Regions from separate parts of the Mus musculus genome. Here region 2 is linked to region 1. A link is a loop called in an ENCODE intact Hi-C map of the cell type or tissue named here. Cell type or tissue: heart. All regions are shown on one strand. Links, peaks and the distances in the headings refer to the core of each region. The heading gives the core; the rest is flanking DNA. Region 1 overlaps Gm41642 (a long non-coding RNA gene). Region 2 has its middle 15 kb from the start of 1810073O08Rik.

Region 1 (5,377 bases), core at 163-5,162:
TTATTTTAAGCATATGGCTCTTTTTACCTGCATATATGTCTGTGTCCCATATATGCCTACAGAGGCTAGAACAGGAATTTGATCCCCTGGAACTGGAGTTATTGTGAGCTACAACGTGGGTACTAGGAGTTTAATCTGTCTTCCGGAAGAGCAGAGGGAAAAAAAAAACCAAAAACCAAAAGTAATCATTTACATAAAATAAAAATAAATGCATTATATGCATGCATGAAAGTGCCATGATGAAACTCATTCTTATGGACAATTAATATATCTAGATTTAAAAAAATATATTTCTCAAGGCAGTGCCAGATGATCTGAGTCTCAAAACACTGGAAGAGTAAGTCAGCCCCAAAATTCTTTTGTATTACATGTTCATCGCAGATGAGGCTTGAAAGGCAGCCAGGGGGCCTCAGCACACCACCAGCATGGGAGTCTATTAAAGAGCCTGTGGGCTTTTGTTTGTTTTGTTTTTGTTTTTTCAAGACAGAATTTCTCTATGTAGCCCTGGCTGTCCTGGAACTCACTCTGTAGACCAGGCTGGGTTTGAACTCAGGAATCTGCCTGCCTCTGCCTCCCGAGTGCTGGGATTAAAGGTGTGGGCCACCAAGCCTGGATATAGGAAAGAGTGTTAAGCAAAGAAATGTGCATTTTTCACAATCACTAGTACAGACAAGGGTTCTCCAGGATCAGTTCTCAGTGTGCCTGAGTTCTGGCATCACTGTACATGCTGTCCGAAGCACATGTTCTCTGGCTGGGATGTAGCTCATGGGAGGAGTAGGAGTCAGGGAAACCATGATTAGAATATATTGTTAAAAAAAAAATCTATTTTCAATTAAAAAAGAAAGAAATGTCAAAATCACAGAGGCTACAAAGCCCCCCGTGGAGAGAGGGAATTTTCAGTGTCACAAATTAGACAGCAACAGCAAGCATGGCGTTGTCTAAAAATGTGATGATTCATCAGCCAGAAGGGAGTAAGAGGAATAAGGCCTTCCAGAATTTTCTCTCGCTTATGGTTCAGGTAGAGAATTTGGGAGGAAACACCGGCCAAGGAGAGGGAGAGAAAAAGAGAGAGAGAGAGAGAGAGAGAGAGAGAGAGAGAGAGAGAGAGAGAGAGAGAGAGAGAGAGAGAGAGATCCTTGTACAGGGGTCCAGACAGCAGGTCCTCAGATGGAAGCCCAGACAGCAAGCTCTGAAGACAGTGACTTCAGTACATCATCCCGTTCCTCTGCCACGCCAAGAGCTCAGGCCAGTCCACCTCTCCTACCTTAGAGAATGGTACCTACAGATGAACTCGAGAGAAGAAATGCTTTTGCTGTTGTTAGTTTTTTTAGTTTTTTGAGATAGGGTCTTACTATATACCTTTGCTGGCCTAGAATTTGCTATTTAGACCAGGCTGTCTTGGAACTCAGAGAGATCTACTTGCCTCTGCTTCCTGAGTGCTGGGATTAGAGGCATAGGCTACAGCCAGCCCTAAGAAGTGCGTGCGTGCGTGCGTGCGTGCGTGCGTGTGTGTGTGTGTGTGTGTGTGTGTGTAAGACATTATAATGTACATTATATATCTATATATATCTATATATGTCTATATATAGATATAGATAGATAGATAGATAGATAGATATTAGCTTTTTTTAAGTTCCAAAAAGATTTTCTGGAAATTGTCTTGCAGAAATATTTTTGTCCATTTCAAATATTTAAGCTTATATCTAAAATTACAGAGTTCACTGTCATGTTGAGGAGAACAGGTGAGAATCTTTTCCTTGAGAGAACTGCTTTTCTCTGAGAGGAAATAAAGTTGACCTTGGTGGGAGAAGAAGAAGAAGAAAGGGAAACAGATGGAGGAATGGCTGAGACCACCAGTCAAGTCAGGTCAGGGAACACCCAATAGGTCGGAGCCAAGAACTGCAAACTTCTCAGGACCCACTCACACAGATACGAGGAGCCAGCTTTCCTAGAGCTACCAAAGCACTACCCATGGGGAAAACGATTTGTCAGCACGAGAGTCCCCCCAGGAATGGCACCTGCCTATGACAGCCTTCGTTTCCAACAGTGCACAACACCTGGAGCTGAGGATACAGGCAATGCCCCATCACGTCTGCCTGGGTACAGCCAAAGGGAACAAGGGAGCCGGGCTCTTTTACAGAAGCCAACCTCCAGTGTTTTGGTTAAACCGCTGTAGGGATATTTCCAGGAGAAGGAGAGTCCTTTCCTCACTGTTTATATCAGCATAGAGGAGCTCATGTTTTCCCCCAGGTATGCTCAAGATTCTCTGCGGTTGTAATGAAAAGCAAAGATGTTCCTTTGCCACTAAGTCTGACAGAATACATTTCCTGACCGTCTTTGCTTTTCTGTTTTTGATTTAAAAAAAAAATCCCTGTGTATCACTTTCTGTTCTCTGTGCTTCTGGATCCCTTTAAGAGGCAGAGATGGTCTATAACCCCACTCTACACCTCTATGCCTGGTTAGGGCTAGGGCTCTAGCAAGCGTAGATGTCTATAGTGGACACTGTGGTGTGGTTCTGCGGTCAGGGTCAAGGAGCTTCAGACAGTCGCATTGTCTGCCGTAGCTCAGGGCTAGTCTAAGGACGACTGGATACAGAAATGTCGAGGCTCAGTCTTCATGCCCAGCCAGCTTGACAGCTCATAGCAGGATTGGCCCAGACCTCTGCAGCAAGTTCATCTCAGTTCAACTCTTTCCAGCTAGTTCTTTTTTCCCTCAAACCCTTACAAGGGTTGCTCTCAAGAGGAGTCTCTATCCACCCTCCCTCACACATGTCTCTGCCTGAGGTCTGTTTCCAGGGAAACCAACTAAGACCGTGTTTAATAAATATTTGTTGAAGAAATGAATGAAGGGACTTTTCCACAGTTCTCACGCTGAGCTGAAATATTGTGGAAAACATTTAACCTTTATTTGTATACTTAACATTTTATTTTGTCATCTCAGGCCTTACAAAGACAGATCTCACACTCAATCCATTCACCCGACCCCAAGGTCGCAGATGGCTAACGTGATGACAGTATCAATGCCCAGTTGTTGTGGTTATATTGTCACTTGACCACCAGATGGCAGAGGTGACACTTGGAAAGCCAATCTTTCTGACCCTGGGTCATCCATTCCAGGATTTAACATGAAACCCAAATTACCCATTTAGTACCATTAATTCCCAAGCCCTTGTAATTACGCCTTTGTTTCTCTTCATGCGGAAGAGTCGATGCTACAAACAGCCAGCGGTATTTGCATTTAGAAAAAGAGAAGCATGTGGAATGCACTAGAAAGAGCCCTTGCCTGAGCAGCAGAGTCCTTGCACACCTTTATCCGTCAACCAGATGAGAATTCCAGGGCTTTGTGGGCTTTGTTGATCTGTGATGAGGAAGGCTAAGTGCTTGGCTGAACTCCCTTTCAGCTCAGGCAGGCTCTGTGTGAGTAGGAGCACGTGGCCTCAGCCCCTCTTGTCTCTCTGAGGCACCCAGGAGTCTCTAACAAGGTCCCGATAATATACCCTTCAGCCAGCCTAAGGCAGACCCGGGGCCCCGGCACTGGTTCCTCCTCTGTGAGGCCCTTCCAAGTTTGTGGCTACTCTCAGAACACCACAAAAGTCCCCTCCATGCTGGGTCACACAGCACATTTTATTTCTTCCAGGAATCCTCATGTTGGTCCGTTTTTGCTTGTGCAGCTGTGACATGATGGCTTGGTAACTGCTCTTGAGTGACCTTTCACACCACTTTGTCTGAATGCCCCTCTATTCTCACACTCATGGTGGGTCAAGGGTAGGGGCTAGCCTCAGCAAACCCAGTGTGCTTGCTCTGTATAGTATTGCTTGAGTTGTGTCTTATTCCACATGGAGTCTGTGAGGCGAGGAAGTGGGCTGAGGGTAGACAGCCAGGTGAGAACTGGGTGGGGGTCAGTCTCGCTTGGAGACTGAGGCAAATGAAGTCTGTTGGCATTCTCTCACCCTAGGGAATATATGGGTCTTGCACTGATGCTGTAACAAATACCACCCTGTTTGTGGCTTAGAACAGCACATATGCATTGTTCTGGGAGGCCAAAGCATAAAATAGATCTTAATTATCAAGGTAGCATCTGAGTCAGCTGGTTGCTTTCTGAAGGATCCAGGGAGATTCTTTTTCTTGATTATTTATTTTTTATTTTTAATATTTTCAATTTGTTCTGACTGGTTTATCTGTTTGAGTGGTTTGCCTGCATGTATGCCTGTGTACCGTATGCATGACTGGTGACCAAGGGGGTAGTGGGTACCGATCCTCCATGTGGGTGCTGGAAAATGAACCCCATTCCTTTGCAACAACAAGGGCTCTGAAGCACTGAGCCAACCCTCCGGCCACCCGGACTTTTATTTTTTAACAGCATTGGATATGACATTCCTAGGTCCTGGGATTACCATATGATGACCTTTAGGGTCATGCAGTTTAGCCTAGTGAGAAAGATTATGGTCTAGGGTCAAAGGAGAATGAGACTACTTGTGTTTCAGAAATGATGATAGGGTTTTTCCATGTATAATATCATTTAATTATCACACCAATATATCAACAAAGGGTGTGTGTGTGTGTGTGTGTGTGTGTACAACCATCTTGATCCTACCCAGCCATCTTGCCAGCCCATTGCGCTTATTTAGTTATGGTCTTATTTGTTTACTGGAGACTGGGTCCTATGTAGCCCTGCTTACCCTGAACTCACTCTGCTTGAGAATGGTCTTGACCTCCTGGACTTCCTGTCTTACTCCCAAACAGGTCAGCCACTGTCCATGGCTTTCAGGCTTTTTTTTTTTTTTTTAATTGAAGGTCAACATTTTACTACTCAGTACCAAAGTTTCATGCTAAGGTGTTTTGTGTATGTGGATGTGTGCACATATGTGTGCACACATGCACGTGTGTGTGGAAGCCAAAGGACAACCTTGGATATCCATCCCCTCACCCCAGCACCATCCACCTTGTGACTTGGGACAAGGTCTCTTATTGGCCTAGAATTCAGGCCAATGAACACCAGCAATCCGTGTGCCTCCACCTCCCCAGTGCTGAGATTACAAGTGTGCTAGGGTTTTTTTTTTATTATTATTATTCAATCCTTTCACTTACTACCTAGGCAAATTGGTTTTTGATCTGCAAAATGGTAAGTGGCCAAGGGGTTTGTGTGGGAACGGAGATGACAAGTCTAAATGGGCAAGGGTGGTGCTCATGGTAAGTGCTCTACCGGTGTCTGGCTGTTATTGTCACTCTCTGCCAGCCCCATCTTTCCCTGGGATTCCCTGGCTCCAATTCCTTTTCGTTTTGGCATGCAGAGTCCCACTCAGTTCAAGCCAAATCCAGCCAAAGTGGGCAGATGTCAGTGTGAGCTTCGAAATTAACTTAACATTAAATTAATATTG
Region 2 (5,377 bases), core at 95-5,094, 580 kb after region 1:
CTCATCCCATTTCTCTGTACATAAGGCATAGATGTTGTGAGTGAGCATCAGTTTGGAGCACAAAACACTGTCTTCTCTCTCCTCGAAGCAGGAATTGTGAAGATTCACCCTCCAGGCTGAGAGAAAGCATGACTAAGGAATAGTATTGAAAAACAACCCATTCCAACCATTGTGATGGTAAATTCTGTGTTTTCAATTGCAAGTCTTTAAGTTTTAAATTTTTTAATGAAAAGTTCTTTTCTTAAAAGAAAAATAATAATCAGTTCAAAGCCAGAGATAGTGGCACACATCTGGGATTCTAGCACTGAAAAGGCTGAGGCAGCAAAATGACAAGTTCCAGGCTAATCTGGGCTACACAGTGAGACCCTTTCAAAAAGAGAGACTGAAAGGGTAAGGGGTGGGTTTGGGGTTTTTGTTTTTTTTTTTTTCACTTCTAATATATCATTGGCCAACAAACTTTGGTTCATTTAATTTCTAACTAAAGCATGAATTTCCATGAATTTCCAACACAGTGCAGCCTATAGGATAGAATGCAACATATCCTATAATTCAAATTTTTCTAGAAGTCAAGCTTATAAAGTAGAAAGAAACTGATAAAAATCATTCAAACAACAAGTTTCCTTAACTCAAGATACGGTTTCTACATGACATGGTGGCGAACAATAATAATAAGCGATTTTTCTATTGTTCTTGCCTTCCTTTTCCCTGTTTTTAAAAAGCCACTGTAGGCAGATGCGGTGCTCTCTCTAGTGATCCCAGCATCTGGGAGGCTGAAATTCAGTGGGTCTAAGTCTGAGGCAAGCGATCCTGGGCTGCATATCAAGATCTTGTTGGAAACAAAAGAGAGAACACAGAACGAGAGAGGAGAGAAATGGAGGAGAAGAGAGAGAGAGAAGAGAGGGGAAGGAAAAGCAGAGATGCAGTTAAAAACAGGCACAGAGAAAGCAGGATGCAATTGAGAGTCTCCATCTCGTCTGGTACCAACAATGATCACTTAGAATCAGCCAAAACCACTGACTAGGGATAAGAAAGACCATAGAATTTATACACTCTGATTTTTTTTTTCAGGGATCAACCCCCTCTCCCAAAGAATGTACAAACAGAAAGGGGCTTGAGATGTTTCTCAGTGACAGGGCATCATCTCATAACAGGCCACCCTAGAGCTGGCGCTAGGGGTCACTAATTCAGATAGCCATTTAATGGCCAATTCTCTGCTGTTGGACCCTTTCCAGTCAGTTTTCAATTTAGACCAGGCCACCAGGACCACCATGTCAGTCAAGTATAAACCAAGAGCTATGTTTGAAAGCTGAGGCGCCCCTGTCGCTGGCTTGCTCAGGAAACCCAGGGAAGGCCTCCCATCCCTGCCTCATTCACTTAATGATGAGCATGAAAAAGAGACTCTACCCCATGATAAAGACGGAGGACGTTCCAAATAATCATACCAATAATAACTAAAGACCATGTGTTCACTGAACCTTGGGCACATCTCTCCCAGGAGTATCCATATTTCAGGTGATCAAAATACATGCCTGACAAGAGATCTCTGTATTCTCTGTATTGAAAGCTCAACTCTGCTGGCTGAAAATGAAATTTAAACTTTTTTGAAATGTAAGATTTGCTGACTAACTTATTTTACTTTGTCTACTTTATCTGGTTGTTCTGGGAACGGAAGCCTGAGGCGCTGTAGGTGCTAAGTGAGAGCTGCATTCCTAAGCCCACTTCACCTTGGAGCTCACCAAAGCTGCTCAGGGTGGCCTTGAACTCACTGTGTAGCCCAAGCAGCTCTTGAACTTGGGATCTTCCCGCCTCAGCACCTCACCTCACCTCACCCCACCCCACAAGTAGCCGAGCATTCCTCACCAACCCAGTTTCATTTCTACACATTCTTGCAAAACAGCAAGCCCCAGAACTGTCTGTCTCGGCCAGTTACAGTCAACAATCCCAGTTTAAGGAAGAAAGCCCGAGGTGTAATTAGAGCATCACGATGCAGTACTGCCACCTGTCGGCAGCCTCAATCCCAGCACGTTCCCCAGGAGGATACAATCAGCTTCTAGGACTGTTTCTTTCAAAATGTGCTCTCTGATCCACGTAGCTTGTTAAAAATGCACATTGCTGAGCCATGTAGGACCCGAGTCCACATGACAGACACCAAACAGCCACACTTAACTGAATGTCCCAAGTGATCTTTATGCACAGTAAACTCGAGAAAATGATCAATCTAAAGGACTTGTCTAATCGATGCAAGCTGAGAAAACTCAGAGGCAGCGAATGCTGGAGAACTCGTTTTCCCTGATGCTGAACAGAGCGAAGACTGCTATTTGTTGAGTCTGGTGGGATCCACAGAGTTGGTTTATGTAGAAATAACACCTTGTGCCTAGTACACAAAGCTAAAACAAACCTAAGTCCCATCTCCCTGTCTCTGTCTCTATGTCTCTTTCTGTCTCTGTCTCCTTGTCTTTGTCTCTCTCTGTCTGTCTCTGTCTCCCTGTCTCTGTCTCTTTCTATCTCTCTCTTTGTCTCTCTCCCTCTGTCTGCCTCTCTCTCTTTCTCTCTGATGACACCCCAAAACCCTGTCATCAGGTACCTGTAGCTCCCCTCCCTTGTCACCCCAGCCCAACTCTGTCCCCTTCACATCTGGATCCAGCCAGCTGCTTCAGAGCCCTCTCACTTCACCTCCATTCCTTGACCCTGCTGCTTTATAAACCTTGCAGTACTCACTACCCGTCAAGGTGACAGCTTGTCCCGTATCACCTTCCCAGAGGCCTCTCTGGGGAACCTTTTAGGCTAAACTAGGTTCTCCCCTCCTTGCTAACCACAAAAATTTGCTATATGCAACCACATTGCCTGATACACACATCCTGCCCACACGCATGACTGTAAACTCTTCACAGGCAGAAAGAGCTGTGTCTCCAAGAGTCCCCAACCTGGCAAAACCTCTACCTTGTAGCTAGCAGGCTTCCCTCAGCCTTTGTAGAATGAATATGTATTTTCAAAAACAACAAGAAATCTGTCTGATTTTTTTTCCCCAATGGTAAAGCGGTAAGACTGGGAGGGTGCAGGGAGAGGGCAGGAACAGAGCAACCTGGGAATGTCCTCACCACCTCCCAGGAAAGGAGCGATTTCCCCAGAGGACAGAGGCCTGTCACATCTTGCCCAGCTAATCTGACAGAAGCCAGCTGCAGTGGTTGTCCTGCCCTGGGGAAGACGTGCTGGGGCTGGGAACCACTTGCCACTGTTTGCCCCTGGGGACAGGGCCACAGGGGAACGGTAATTGACTTGTCTCCGAGATTTATTTATTAATTCCTAGCTGCACCATTTGATGTGGTTTCCAGGAGGCACGAGTTGAAATCTGTTCCCTGTCTTTACCCCACAACCCAGTGAAGCAATGGTCCCTAGGGAGCCCGGTAAACCTCAGGGCCAGCTCACCAGAGAGACTCCAGGCAGGCAGGGTCTAGACATGGTGCCCACCACACAGAAGGGCTGAGCTCCTGTGATGCTGCAGATTCTGATACTGGTAAGACTGAGTAAGAAACCTCAGGAGGATGCTTAGGAGGCCTGGATCTCCGTGGGATGTGTAACCGTGCTTTTGGGCTACTTTATTGGGTTCTTCTCTCTGCCATCCTTCTCCTCCCCCAATGCCCCCCACCCCCAGCCCTGGTAGAAGAAAGAAGCCTAGAAGGAAAGGGGGCATAGATTTCTTTAGACTACTTCCTGATGGTTAGGGGCATTGAGTTCTCAGGGGCAAGTCCAGTCTTTATAATCAGGATATGTGCAACCAGCAATTCAGAGGAACAGCAAAAGCAGCTTCAGGAACCAGCAATAGCAGGGAACAGCAGCAGCCACCGCTGCAGGCTCTGGCCCTTTTATAACCGCTCAAGAGTCTCCAGAATTCCAAACTTAAACTATCTCTCAGCTGATAGAATCAGGCCCTGCCAGAGCATGAGACAAAGCCTAGTCAGCCCCCATATCCCACGCCTGGGATTGAAACAAAAACATAGTCACATAACTGGGTTTTCGGAAAGAACAAAATTCTCACTACAGGGATGTCTCTAAGATGAAGCCCTCAGCCATCAGTGACTAGGAGGAACCAGTGACTAGGTAGGAAGCCCCAATGGACCAGGAGTGATGGAGCAGATGTGTTACCCCAGCACTGGGAGGCAGAAGCAGGAGGACCAGGATGACATAGCATAGGGTTAGCCTGGGCTACAGGAGACTCCACCTTAAGCTCGAGAATGTGTTTGCTTCTGCACATGCACCCACGCCCCAAGAAGGGCACCGAGGTTGTAACTCCATTGGCACAGTGATTTCTAGCATCCAGTGAACCCTGGCTCAGTCACGAGCATTAAACTGGACATAATGGGGCACCCTGGGCTACATGAGACTTTGCCATGGTGGCAATCAGAGGCTAGGAAGGTATTGTTAGAAGTAAGGGGTACTGGCTTGCCTGCTGTATGTCTTACCTGGTCACAGGCATCGTAGGTCACTGTAAGTGAACAACAGTGTTTATGCCCAAATGCCAGGTTGATGCCACTGCTCTGCTCCTTCCTGCAGGATCTGCACATCTCTGCCTGTTTCCTACAGTTAATATGAATGGGTTTGTAACCAGGGAAACAAAAGGAAGAGAGGGTGGAGAGTTGACCTAGACATGGGGCACACATGTAGGCTTGCGTTCTCCTGGTGGCACACGGCCGTGACCACACTCGAGTGAGCGAGTTGTGGTAGTGCCGGCCTGCATGCAGCGTGCTAGGTGCACATCGTTGATGGTGGGAGGCAAGGGCATTGCCCCTTAACTTTCTTATTTTCCTATCCCTTCTCTCAGGCTCTCCTTTCAGAAACTAAAATCTCTCACTTTCCTCTGGGGACTTTCTCTCCCTCTGCCCAGTGCTGTTCCCTGATTCTCTTTCTATGTCTAAAGACTCAAATATACTCTAGCCCACACCAGGAATCCTGAAAGTCTGTTTCTCCTTCCCACCCCTACAAAAAGATTCATACGCATACGCAAGCACACATGCGCGCACGCACACACACACACACACACACACACACACACACCAGACTTTGTGAGCCCCCTCTTGGAAAAGTCTTGTCTACTTCCATTCCTACACGTCTCTGCTCATGGGTACAGCAGGACCAAACCCAGATCTCCTTTCTCTGTGTGCCCTTTACTTTTGTCACAGACTCGGACCCATGCGGGGGGAGCCAGCAAGGTCCTTGTCTCAAGAGCGAAGTGCAACAGAACACCCCAAACCTCAACAGTCAATTCAAATATTTGAAGCAATATTTTTAAAATTCAAGATTAATTCCAAATATGCAGGATGAATAAGATGCCAAAACTTTAAATAAAGAGAAGCTCCGAGTGACCGACTTCCCCTATGCC

Evidence for each region. A loop is a pair of places that touch in the nucleus more often than their neighbours do. Peaks named below come from ENCODE experiments on the same cell type or tissue, not always from the same donor. Only the 100,000 strongest peaks of a DNase experiment are listed, where the experiment ranks them.
Region 2: it touches region 1 in a loop (2.8-fold over the local background); 2 of 42 quality-filtered maps call a loop at or near these places.

The regions. Positions count from the first base shown.
Region 1 is chr17:84,478,365-84,483,741 of GRCm38, reverse strand. The region is part of intron 2 of Gm41642 (a long non-coding RNA gene); the gene reads left to right. Among named protein-coding and RNA genes, the nearest start is that of Thada, 15 kb to the right of the region's middle. In heart, for the core only: a CTCF peak has its summit at 3,053 (motif pointing right); no DNase peak of the experiment used is centred there.
Region 2 is chr17:83,900,177-83,905,553 of GRCm38, reverse strand. No RefSeq gene overlaps it. Among named protein-coding and RNA genes, the nearest start is that of 1810073O08Rik, 15 kb to the left of the region's middle. In heart, for the core only: a CTCF peak has its summit at 2,007 (motif pointing left); DNase peaks (open chromatin) are centred at 1,913 and 3,323; H3K27ac peaks cover 1,770 bases; H3K27me3 peaks cover 291 bases.